3 separate regions of the Homo sapiens genome follow, and all the other regions are linked to region 3. Evidence: chromatin contacts called from ENCODE Hi-C or POLR2A ChIA-PET data. All regions are on one chromosome and are shown on one strand. The core of a region is the stretch at or near the end of the contact, and the rest is flanking DNA. Distances in the headings are between cores, read along the strand shown.

What was found. Hi-C counts contacts between places; a loop is a spot of excess contacts on that map. ChIA-PET counts read pairs that join two places held with the same protein, here RNA polymerase II (POLR2A). Pooled maps may share reads with other maps.
Region 1: a map with no recorded cell type shows a loop between it and region 3 (9-fold over the local background). The contact joins two enhancer-like sites. A Hi-C loop is called at or near these places in 1 of 37 single-sample maps with no recorded cell type and 3 of 50 pooled maps. POLR2A ChIA-PET finds 5 or more read pairs at or near these places in 1 of 52 experiments (MCF 10A).
Region 2: a loop to region 3 is called in a pooled map, with 3 times the contacts of the local background. The contact joins the promoter of ABR-AS1 here to the enhancer-like site in region 3. A Hi-C loop is called at or near these places in 1 of 168 maps with a recorded cell type or tissue (heart right ventricle), 2 of 37 single-sample maps with no recorded cell type and 2 of 50 pooled maps.

What each region holds. Positions count from the first base shown.
Region 1 is chr17:3,709,291-3,712,929 of GRCh38, reverse strand. It overlaps a transcript of P2RX5 not described here. Among named protein-coding and RNA genes, the nearest start is that of HASPIN, 13 kb to the left of the region's middle. RefSeq lists a silencer at 1,908-2,108. Within about 2 kb of position 1,814, at least 10 of the 41 ENCODE cell types and tissues checked have a DNase peak (open chromatin) inside an H3K27ac peak, as active enhancers do.
Region 2 is chr17:1,180,343-1,184,327 of GRCh38, reverse strand. ABR-AS1 (ABR antisense RNA 1) reads right to left here and starts at 2,701. Exons shown (of 3, transcript NR_187271.1): 1 at 2,400-2,701; 2 at 2,017-2,061. It also overlaps a transcript of ABR not described here. RefSeq lists an enhancer at 3,540-3,985.
Region 3 is chr17:2,257,429-2,261,586 of GRCh38, reverse strand. The region is part of intron 8 of SMG6 (SMG6 nonsense mediated mRNA decay factor); the gene reads left to right. Among named protein-coding and RNA genes, the nearest start is that of SMG6, 44 kb to the left of the region's middle. RefSeq lists enhancers at 1,742-1,871, 2,152-2,351. Within about 2 kb of position 1,251, at least 8 of the 41 ENCODE cell types and tissues checked have a DNase peak (open chromatin) inside an H3K27ac peak, as active enhancers do.

The sequences.
Region 1 (3,639 bases), core at 565-3,064, 1.5 Mb before region 3:
ACTCTGTCGCCCACGCTGGAGTGCAGTGGTGTGATCTCTGCTCACTGCAACCTCCGCCTCCCGGGTTCCAGCAATTCTCCTGCCTCACCCTCCCGAGTAGCTGGGACTACAGGGACCCACCACCATGCCCAGCTAATTTTTGCACTTTTAGTAGAGATGGGGTTTCACCATGTTAGGCTGGTCTCGAACTCCTGACCTCAGGTGATCCACCCGCCTCAGGCTCACAAAGTGCTGGGATTACAGGCATGAGCCAAATCCGGGCCCGGCCAAACTGTTTTTAAATCACTCTTTAGTTGATTCTTTGGGATTTTTCTAAGGAGACAATTTTATTTGCAAATAATGGCAATTTGGAGTCTTTCTGATATTTCTACTTTTGGCTACCCTTACTTCTTTGACTAGGACGTGGAGAGCTCTGAGAAGTAAACCGTGTACCTGGTTGTAATGGGAGGGCTTTTCTGGCCCTCCTCTGCCTGCCTCACACCTGCCTGTTATCCCAGCCCCGGCTGCTCTGCCTTTGGGTAGTTTCTAGGGCTTGGTTGGAGCAGCCCATTCACCTCTCATGGAGCCCCGTACCTTGCCAGTGTTACATCACTAGGCTGTTGGGCACCATCTGCTTCCCTGTTGATCTGATTCCATCATCTTCATTTCGTTCAGAAATCCGTCTGTGCTATCGGTCACTTGATGATATTGTTCTCTGTTTTCCAATGCTGCCACAGGCTTTTCCCCTTCCTTGTAACTCTTGGGTTGTTTCAGTGGAATTTGCCTTTGAGGGAAAACACACAGGTAAGTTTGCTTACTTATTTTCCTGTTGTGCTCAGGAGTTGTGTCCAAGTTTTCATATTATATAAAAGCCCCTGCTTTTTATACTTTTTAAAATTGCAAATAAGACCCCACTTCCATCGTCACTGGGAAGCCTGTTTGTTATTGACTTACTGAGTCGTGCTGATCCAATTGGCGTTAGAGCAAGGCAGCTGTAATCGGGGGAACTACATCAGGAACTACTTAATGAGGAGGAAGACACTTTTAAGTGCGACATGGTTAGATTTTACAAATTCATATGCTATGGCTTGGGCCAAGGTCTGTGGCATACACCTGTAGTCCCAGCTACTCAGGAGGCTGAGGCATGAGAATCGCTTGAACCCAGAAGGCAGAGTTTGCAGTGAGACGAGATCGTGCCACTGCACTCCAGCCTGGGCAACAGAGCGAGACCCTGTCTCAAAAAAATAAATAAATAAATAAATAATGAGGCCGGGCGCAGTGGCTCACGCCTGTAATCCCAGCACTTCGGGAGGCGCCGACGTGGGCAGATCACCTGAGGTCGGGAGCTTGAGAGCAGCCTGACCAACATGGAGAAACCCCATCTTCATTAAAAATACAAAATTAGCTGGGCGTGGTGGTGGGTGCCTGTAATCCCAGCTACTCTGGAGGCTGAGGCAGGAGAATCGCTTGAACCCGGGAGGCAGAGCTTGCAGTGAGCCAAGATCGCGCCACTGCACTCCAGCCTGGGTGACAGAGCGAGACTCCGTCTCAAAAAAAAAAAAAAAAAAAAAAAAAAAAAAGAATGAGTGCTGGGCTCAGCCCTGTGGAGTAACCTTTTCTCGTAATTGAATGAGGTCTAAATAACGTGGCCAATTTAGGTTTTCACACCTGCTTGGTTTCATTGGTTTCATCCCTCCAAAGTTCAGATGGTATCATGAGAGAAACAGGTTATTCGAATCTGCACTCACTATCCTGTACCAGGGCAAAGGAGAACAGAAAGCACATGGGGTACTTTCCCAGCCGGTCTTTCTTCTACAAGCTGCCTTTTAGGTGCTAGGCCTTTCTCATTTCCTTTTCACCCTCTGCCTGGGACAGGAAATGGTAGAGCTTGCATAGATCCAAGAACAGTGAGTCATGCCATAGGGCCACTCTGCTACCCAGAAAAGGACTGAGCTGGGACCCGCTGAACTTTGGATGCAGTTATTGGAGGGAACAGCAGTTTTTTTTGTTTTGTTTTGTTTTTTTGAGACAGGGTCTCGCTCTCGTTCATGCTGGAGTGCAGTGGTGCGATCTCGGCTCATTGCAACCTCCGCCTTCTGGGTTCAATCGATTCTCATGCCTCAGCTTCCTAATTAGCTGGGACTGCAGGTGCATGCCGCCACGCCCAACTAACTTTTGTATTTTTAGTAGAGATGGGGTTTCACCATGTCGGCCAGGCTGGTCTTGAACTCCCGACTTCAAGTGATCCGCTCACCTCGGCTTCCCAAAGTGCTGGGATTCCAGGCGTGAGTTGCCACGCCCGGCCTCCTGCTGTCTTAAATAATCTGCACTACTGCATTATTCTGTGCACATCTCTAATACATTTACAAGGAGGGGTTTTTGGTTAAGATTTTCTGGGTCTTCTAGTCATAATTATATTATAATGGCACCAGAATTTTACCATTACTTGAACTAGGAACAGATTCAGTATATGGAATCAAGGGAAACTTTCATTTTATTAATTTATTTATTTATTTATTTATTTGAGATAGAGTCTTGCTCTTTCTCCCAGGCTGGAGTGCAGTAGCATGATCTCGGCTCACTGCAACCTCCGCCTCCCAGGTTCAATCGATTCTCATGCCTCAGCTTCCTGAGTAGCTGGGACTGCAGGTGCATGCCACCACACCAAACTAATTTTTGTATTTTTAGTAGAGACTGGGTTTCACCATGTTGACCAGGCTGGTCTTGAACTCCCGACTTCAAGTGATCCGCTCACCTCGGCTTCCCAAAGTGCTGGGATTCCAGGCGTGAGCCGCCACGCCCGGCCTCCTGCAGTCTTAAATAATCTGCACTACTGCATTATTCTGTGCACATCTCTAATACATTTACAAGGAGGGGTATTTGGTTAAGATTTTCTGGGTCTTCTAGTCATAATTATATTATAATGGCACCAGAATTTTACCATTACTTGAACTAGGAACAGATTCAGTATATGGAATCAAGGGAAACTTTCATTTTATTAATTTTTGTTTGTTTTGTTTTGTTTTTCTTTGTTTGTTTTTTGAGACAGAGTCTCGCTCTTTCGCCCAGGCTGGGGTGCAGTAGCATGATCTCGGCTTACTGCAAACTCCGCCTCCTGGGTTCAAGCGATTCTCCTGCCTCAGCCCCCCGAGTAGCTGGAACTACAGGCACCCGCCACCATGCCCAGCTAATTTTTGCATTTTTAGTAGAGACGGGGTTTCACCATGTTAGGCTGGTCTCGAACTCCTGACCTCGTGATCCACCCACCTCAGCCTCCCAAAGTGCTGGGATTACAGGCTTGAGCCTCCACTGCACCTGGCTATTAAAATTTTTTAACTTTTACTTTTGGAGACTGGGGTCTCACCTTGTTACCCAGGCTGGACTTGAACTCCTGAGCTCAAGTGATCTGCAGTAGCTGGGACTAAGGGCATGTGCCACTGTGCCTGGCTTAGGGAAACTTAATCACTTCAGGAAGCATCGTCGTCCTAATAGCAGAGTTCAGGAGGATGCACCTAAATTGACAATTCCCAACTTCGGTTGACTTGCTTTGTTTTTTTATTAGTGGGAGCAAATTTTGTAAAGTACATGAGTAATAGGTACATTTCTCATAGTGAAATCAGTAAAAAGTGAAAATTTGCCTTTGTCGCAACCTTGCTTCAT
Region 2 (3,985 bases), core at 1,452-3,951, 1.1 Mb after region 3:
GCCCGCCACCATGCCCAGCTAATGTTTTGTATATTTAGTAGGGACGGGGTTTCCCCGTGTTAGCCAGGATCGTCTCGATCTCCTGACTTCGTGATCCACCCACCTCGGCCTCCCAGAGTACTGGGATTACAGGCGTGAGCAACTGTGCCCGGCTCTGGCTTTTTTTTTTTTGAGAGGGAGTCTCACTCTGTTGCCCAGGCTGGAGTGCAGTGACAGGATCTCGGCTCACTGCTGGGATTACAGGCACATGCACCACGCCTGGCTAATTTTTGTGTTTTTAGTAGAGACGGGGTTTCACCATGCTGGCCAGGATGGTCTCGAACTCCCAGACTCAGGCTATCTGCCCATCTCGGCCTCCCAAAGTGCTGGGATTACAGGCATGAGCCACCGCGCCTGGCCAGTCCCAGCTTTTAAGGACCTGATGGGCCAGTGAGGGTGCAAACTCTCGGTTTTTTGGTCATCACAGTCTATTTTTGGTTTTGGTTTTTCATTTGAATGTAGAGGGCCCCACTCCCTCCCACCCACTGTGTATTCAGCCTCTGCACGCACCGGGGCTCCCTGCCTGGCCCCCGCATGGGAACATATTTTTGTCATCAGCGGTGACCTCTGGGTGATCAAGGAAGCAGAGACTCCTGGGGCCTTCCTGTCGTGTGCAGTGGAGCTGAGCTGCTAACATGAGAAGGGAGGAAATGTGGAGATACCCAGTTTTGGTTCTAGGGCCCGTCCCCTTTTTTCTGTCCTGGCCAAGAACCAAGGCTTCTACCTTGATTGGTAGAAGCAAGAGTTGGTCGTTGGAGAGGCCGTGAGTAGCACGTGCTTGGGAATTAGGAGCAGGGCAAATAGCCTTGAAAATGGGATGTACCTTCTTCCCACTCAGCCCCTCGTCATTAACCCAGTGCTCCTGGCGGTGCACCCAACCATGAAATCCCCTTTAAGTCCAGTGATGAGGCAGGAGCAGGCAGGTCACCCTGGGGTTGGAGAGCCGCAGACAGTCTGAGTGCACAGGCTGGAGGGAGGGCTGGGAGGGTGGAGAGCACTGGCCCCAGGGACTGTCTGGGGAATGCTTAGAAGGGGCCTGGAGGAGGCAGCGTGATAGATGGGGGTTCAGTGCCTTGGGGAGCACTGGCTGGTCCCCACCCGGTCCACATTTAGCTGAATCAGGAAGGTCTGTCTGCCACAGCTCCCCGCTCCTCTGACAGATTGGGGTTGATCGCTGGGGTTAGAGCACTTCAGGGTAGCATCACCTTTGGCAAAGCCCGGAGGAGAAGGACTCTTTAACTCCTTCCTTCCCAGCGCGTGACGTTGGATCTCCCCAACTCCTCAGTGCCAGGGATGCGGAGGTTTCTGTTCCCACCCAAATCACTGTGGTGCTCAAAGGCTCACACACTTGTCTCTGTGGCCAAGGTTAGCATCTGGCCGTGGTGTTAACATCTACTGGAAGCCATCCAACAAAGGCATCAAGGGAATCTCGAAGTGACTGCCCTTTCCTGAGACACGTTGTCTGAGACAGACGTCTGGAGATGGAAGAGGGTTGACAGGGTTTCCCAGAGGGTGGTCTCTAACCCCATGGACCCGCAGAGATTTCTCAGGACCTTCAGCACCCGGTGATCACCAGTTAGCTGGCCGTGGAGGCAGTATGCGTGGTGTTTAAGAGCATGAACAGGCCGGGCGCGGTGGCTCACGCCTGTAATCCCAGCACTTTGGGAGGCCGAGGCGGGCGGATCACGAGGTCAGGAGATCAAGATCATCCTGGCTAACAAGGTGAAACCCCGTCTCTACTAAAAATACAAAAATTAGCCAGGCGTGGTGGCACGTGCCTGTAGTCCCAGCTACTCGGGAGGCTGAGGCAAGAGAATGGCGTGAACCCGGGAGGCGGAGCTTGCAGTGAGCCGAGATTGTGCCACTGCACTCCAGCCTGGGCGACAGAGCGAGACTCTGTCTCAAAAACAAACAAACAAACAAACAGAAAAAGAGCATGAACAGAGTGCCAGGGTTCAAGTCCCAGCCCTCACTTACCCTCTGAGTGGGTTACTCAGCTGCTCAGGGCCTCGGTTTTCTGACCTGGAAAATGGAGAAAACAGAGATAACAGTGACATTCACGGTGAGATCACGCTAGTGAACGAAACGCTAAGCCGGGCACACAGTCGGTGTTCTGTGTTCGTTATCAGAAGTTTCCTCTGTAGAGCCCTCAAGATTTGTCTCTCCCTCTACCCTCTATCGTGTTGTGGAGTGGAGGGTCCGAGAGTGCCAGGATTGGACAGAATGTAGACAGAAAAAAGCAAACTATGGCAACGCGAAGGAAAGCAACTGCCACATTTTAGCTTGGAGGATGCTGAAAATAGCTTGTTCAAGCCTTTGTAGATAAAAATGTAAAATGTACGCAAATGTATGTGACTCACGCAGAAGCATACATCCATAGCTCCCTCACAGTCAGCGCCGGATGTGGCCATCAGGAAAACCCCACAGTGTGGGGAGAGGGCCCGAGCGTTCTTGCTTGTTGTTGTTTTGAGGAGGGGACGGTGCTGCTGCCTCCTGGGCTGGTGGCTCCTGGTGGCGGCAGCTCACGCCCGTTTCCACCTTTCCCCTGGGCTGTCTTCCGAGAGTTCCAGGTGGGAAGAAGAGATGCCCTTGGCCCCTCATGGCTCCTCCGGCCTCGCGGTCCTCCGAGAGCCTGCTCGTTCCCTTCCCATGCCGAAGCTCTATTTCTGGAGCGTCTCATTGGAGATGCACGCCCCCTCCCTGCCAAGCTCCAGGTGCCTGCTTGGCCCTCCCAATCCTGTGTGCTAGTCAGGGACGGTGGGAGGGTGACAGCTGCAGGGAGGGGCGGCAAGAGACAGCGCTGGTGCCTGAGCCAGGAGGATTGGGGCGGAGGGAGCCCTGGGGACGCAGGGACGGGCTAATAATATTGAAAACCACTTCTGCTGCAGCCACCTGTAGAGGCTTCCCCACCCAGAGCATCATCCTGTGCGTCTCCCAGGGGCTCCCCAGCCTGTGATGAGTGGGTGACCCCCATCTCCCCTGGGGCAGCTGCAGAGGCCTCTGCCCAAGCAGCTTATGGGGCTTCCTCTCAGCATCCTGGGGGAGGAGCTGCTTCTCCCCTTAAGAACTAGATGTGTGTGTGTCTGTTTGGAGTGATGAGGACCGACCCCCACACCCCTCCAGCGTTCTGCGGGTGCCGACCACACTGCCCCCGGCAAAGGCCAGGCTGACTTAACCTTCCTGGTAGGCCTCTGTAGGGCTGGGCTCCCAGAAGTTTTCCCCTTAAGCTGCCTGGGGATGGGGTGGGGTGGAGACAGCTCCGGTATCTGAAATGTCACTATCTGGGGTACCGGGCCCCCTGGGTGGGCCCCACTGCTTCCCTTTCCCTGGGTTCAGGAAGGGGCTTCAGCCCCACTGCCCTGGACCCCCCTGGCCTGACTCCCCTCCTGTCCTTCCCTGCTCCAGGGTCGCTTGGCCCAAAGAGGTCTGTGGGGAAGCTGCCATGGCTCCCACAGAATCAGCCCACAGGAGACAGGCATGGGGCCCCCAATCTCTTCACTGCCCTTGGGCGAGGGGGTCTTCCTTAGAGGGAATTTCGTCTCTAAACGGTCATTTCTCAGGCCTCTTGACCCGACTTCCCACCATTTCTAGGTGATGATGCAAACACGATGGGCTTTCCAGGCCGCGGCTCGGGGTCCCCAGGAGGGGTCCTGGAGGGGAACGCGTGGAGCCCTTGGGGCTTCTCCTGGCTCCAGTTTGTCCTCCGCCCAGGAGGGGCACATGTGGGACTGTCCTGGCCCCACAGCCCCCGTGACTTCGGTCCTCCCGGGTCTCCACCCGCCCCCCTCCATGTGTGGCGGGAACGGCCGCGCTCAGAGGTCAGGGGTGTGGAAAGGGACGAGCGGGGGAAGGTTCGGGAGGAGAGAGGCGCGTCCCGCGGCGCGCAGGACGTTCACCCCGTGGGTCCCGCAGCGGGTCTGGCTGGGGAGGGGCCCGGCCGCCGCTC
Region 3 (4,158 bases), core at 2-2,501:
GAGTTAGAATAATGGTGGGGATTAGGACATATGGGGCAAAGGGTATTTATTGGCTGTGAAACAAAGGCTTTTTGTGGACTAGTAGAAAAAGTTGTGGCAATTTAAAAAATTATTGCAGAGTTAAAAGAAATCTTCCAAAAATATATATACACAGAAAAGTGCACATAACAGAGCCATACAGGTGATAAATTGTGACAATGTAAGCATACTTGTATAACCAGCAGTTTATTTACTTGTATCGCTGTCATTCTTCTCTTCCCTTTTTTTTTTTTTGAGACGGAGTCTCGCTCTGTCACCCAGGCTAGAATGCAGTGGTGCGATCTTGGCTCACTGCAAGCTCCGCCTCCCGGGTTCAAGTGATTCTCCTGCCTCAGCCTCCTGAGTAGCTGGGACTACAGGTGCTCGCCACCACACCTGGCTAATTTTTTTTTTTTTTGTATTTTTAGTAGAGAAAGGGTTTCACTGTGTTAGCCAGGATGGTCTCGATCTCCTGACCTCGTGATCTGCCCTCCTGGGCCTCCCAAAGTGCTGGGATTACAGGCGTGAGCCACCGCGCCCGACTTTTTTTTCTTTTTTCTTAAATATATTTTTGAGATAGAGTCTTGCCCTGTTGCCCAGGCTGGAGTGGAATGGCATGATCTCGTCTCACTGCAACCTCCGCCTCCCGGGTTCAAGTGATTCTTCTGCCTCAGCCTCTCAAGTAGCTGGGATTACAGGCACCCGCCATCACACCCAGCTAATTTTTGTATTTTCAGTAGAGACAGGGTTTTGCCATTTTTGGCCAGGCTGGTCTCAAACTCCTGACCTCAGGTGATCCACCCACCTCGGCCTCCCAAAGTGCTGGGATTACAGGCATGAGCCACTGCGCCCGGCCTCTTCCCTTTTAACTCTAAACTCAAATTTTTTTCTATACGTTTAATGATAGCAGTGACAGAGCATTTTAAATAAATTAGGAAGAAGTTAATGCCCATGTTTTCCTTGCTTTGTGGATCCTTGTTAAGATTGATTTTCATTGTTCAGAGACAGAGGACGAAGAGAGAATTTGGAAGATAAAGAATTGGATCAAAGATAAAAGATTTGAGGTGTTTGCTTTGACTTTTGAACTACAGAGTTTGGGTCTGGGAACCAGCACAGAAAAGATTTGATTGACCAAAAAAACTAGCTGGAAGCAGGCCTTGCCTCCAGTCACAGTGAAACTGAGTCTCTCACCAACAGTGCTGTGGTTTACAGCCTTCATCTTGAAGCATCTGGCTGTGGGGGGGGAAAGTGACATCATGGCCTGCCTTCTCCTGGACATGCTTGGTTCAGCTCAGATGTGGAATCCCAGAAGATCTGCAATGCGTGTTTCTAGCCTTGTTTTTAGTGTCAAGGCGAATGCCAGGCTGTAGCAGGCCATGTTGTTGTCTTTGTGTAATCCATTTGTATTCTAACAGTTTTCTTCTTTTTCTGCTGCTAGCTGCCAGGGAGGTAGAGTTGCCTCTGTTGATAAAGAGCAGATACAGAAGTTCACATCCAAACCTGAATGACCATTTTTAACTTGAAACACTTTTCCTGGGAGTTGATGCGCCAGAATCCTTCCCTTATTTGGTGCCTTGCTTAAATCTGAAGCTCGCACAAGGTAGCCAAAGCTCCCTGTGTGCTGGTTATTTGCTTTATGGCAAATAACCACAGCAGAGTGGTTTGTGAAACCGTCTTTGTGACCACATCTATCTTAAACTGAAGCTTCGTTCTCCTTTGGGTTCTTAGATTAGTTCGTGCTCCTCCCTTTCCTGAGAGATTCAGGGGTTTTCCTGTATGGCGTTAGGTAGGTAGAGAGGTTATATTTTCAAATATTTTTCTGGACTGTGCACAGTCCCTTTATTAGTGTGCGAATGCACACATATTCCTTGAACTTTTTTTTTTTTTTTTTTTTTGGAGACAGGGTCTCGTTTTGTCACCCAGGCTGGAGTGCAGTGGCACGATCTCGGCTCACTGCAGCCTCAACCTCCTGGGCTCAGGTGATCCTCCCACCTCAGCCTCCCAACTGGGACTACAGGCGTGTGCCACCATAGCTGGCTAATTTTGTTTATTTTTTGTAGAGATGAGGTCTCACTGTGTTGCCCAGGCTGGTCAAACTCCTGGGCCCAAGTGATCCTCTTACAGGCATGAGCTACTGTGCCCGTCCTTGAAGGACTCTTTCCTTATTCATCAGGCTCCTGTTGCTTTATCACCATGAATAAACTTGTTCAGTTTTACAATTTTATCTTTTATCTCTTCTTACTGATACTATTTGAGGGTGCATGTTGTTACATGCTTCTGCCAACTTGCATGGTATTGTCTGGACTGGAAGTATTTACTTACCTTAATCTCCAAGACTTCTCTGTTGGTTTGGCCTGGTGGTCTCTCGGTGAAAGAAAGCTGAAACCATTGGTGGGTTTTGTTTGGGGCTTTTGCTTTTGGTCTTTATAGAAACATTCTCCGTGTCTGTCTCGGTTCTGCTGAAAAAGTTGCCTTTTGTTTGTGTGTTTTTGAGATAGAGTCTCGCTTTGTCGCCCAGGCTGGAGTGCAGTGGTGTGATCTCTGCTCACTGCAACTTCCGCTTCCTGGGTTGAAGCAATTCTCCTACCTCAGCCTCCCAACTAGCTGGGATTACAGGTACATGCCACCACACCGTGCTCATTTTTGTATTTTTAGTAGAAATGGGGTTTCACCATGTTGGCCAGGCTGGTCTTGAACTCCTGACCTCGGCCCCCCAACATGCTGGAATTGCAGGTGTGAGCCATCGCGCCAGTTCCTTTTTTTTTTTTTTGAGCTGGCGTCTTGCTCTGTCACTGAGGCTGGGAGTGCAGTGGCGTGATCACAGCTCACTTCACCCTTCACCTCCTGGGCTCAAGCAATCCTCCCAACTCAGCCCATAGAGTAGCTGGGACTACAGGCTGCACCACCACGCCCAGCTAATTATTTTTTCGTAGAAACAAGGTCTCTCTATGTTGCCCAGGCTGGTCTTGAATTCCTAGGTTCAAATGAGGTTGCCTTTTTTTTTTTTTTTTTGAGACAGAGTCTTACTCTGTCGCCTAGCCTGGAGTGCAGTGGTGCAGTCTTGGCTCACTGCAACCTCCATTTCCCAGTTCAAATGATTCTCCTGCCTCAGTCTCCCCAGTAGCTGGGATTACAGGCATGTGCCATAACACCCAGCTAATTTTTTTGTGATTTTAGTAGAGATGGTCCTTCACCGTGTTGGCCAGGTTGGTCTCGAACTCCTGACCTCCGTTGATCTGCCTGCGTCAGCCTCCCAAAGTGCTGGGATTACAGGCGTGAGTCACTGCACCCAGCCAAGGTCGCCTTTTTTAAAAGGCGAGAAATAAAGAGCTCAGGCTCTAGGCAAGTCAATTAACCTCTTTGCTGTTTTCTGTAAGGAAATAATAGTAGTACTTATCCTCACAGAATTGTTGTAATGTTAACAGACGCAAAGTGCTTAGAGTAGTGTGCTACACATAGAAGATGCTATAGAAGTTTTGACCATCTATATATGTATATATATGTGTGTGTGTGTGTGTGTGTGTGTGTGTATATTTTTTTTTTTTTTTTTTTTTTTTTTTGCGACAGAGTCTCGCTTTGTCGCCCAGGCTGGAGTCCAGTGGCATGATCTCAGCTCACTGCACCCTCCGCCTTCTGGGTTCAAGTGATTCTCCTGCCTCAGCCTCCTGAGTAGCTGGGACTACAGGCATGTGCCACCATCAGCTAATTTTTGTATTTTTTTGTAGAGATGGGGTTTCGCCATTTGGTCAGGCTGGTCTCGAGCTCTTGATCTCGTGATCCGCCCAGCCCCCCAAAGTGCTGGGATTACAAGCATGAGCCACCAGGCCCAGCCAGGAAAATTTCAATGTACTGTAAAGTTTGGGAACCACTGGGCTGGAAGATAAATACAAAGGCCCGAGTTGGGAGCATACTCATCACATTTAAGGAGCAGAAGGAGGTAGTGGAGTAAGATTATATAGGTCTTTTGTAGGCCATTGTAAGGACTTTGGCTTTCATTCTGATGTTAAGTGTAGTCTCTTTTTGCCCACTCACTTAGGCTGGAATGTAGCAGATGGAATTGCTACTACTCAGGATCAGAATCCTTAAATCCTGACAGAAATACCTTTTCCTTTAAATACCTTTGGGGGCCAGGCGTGGTGG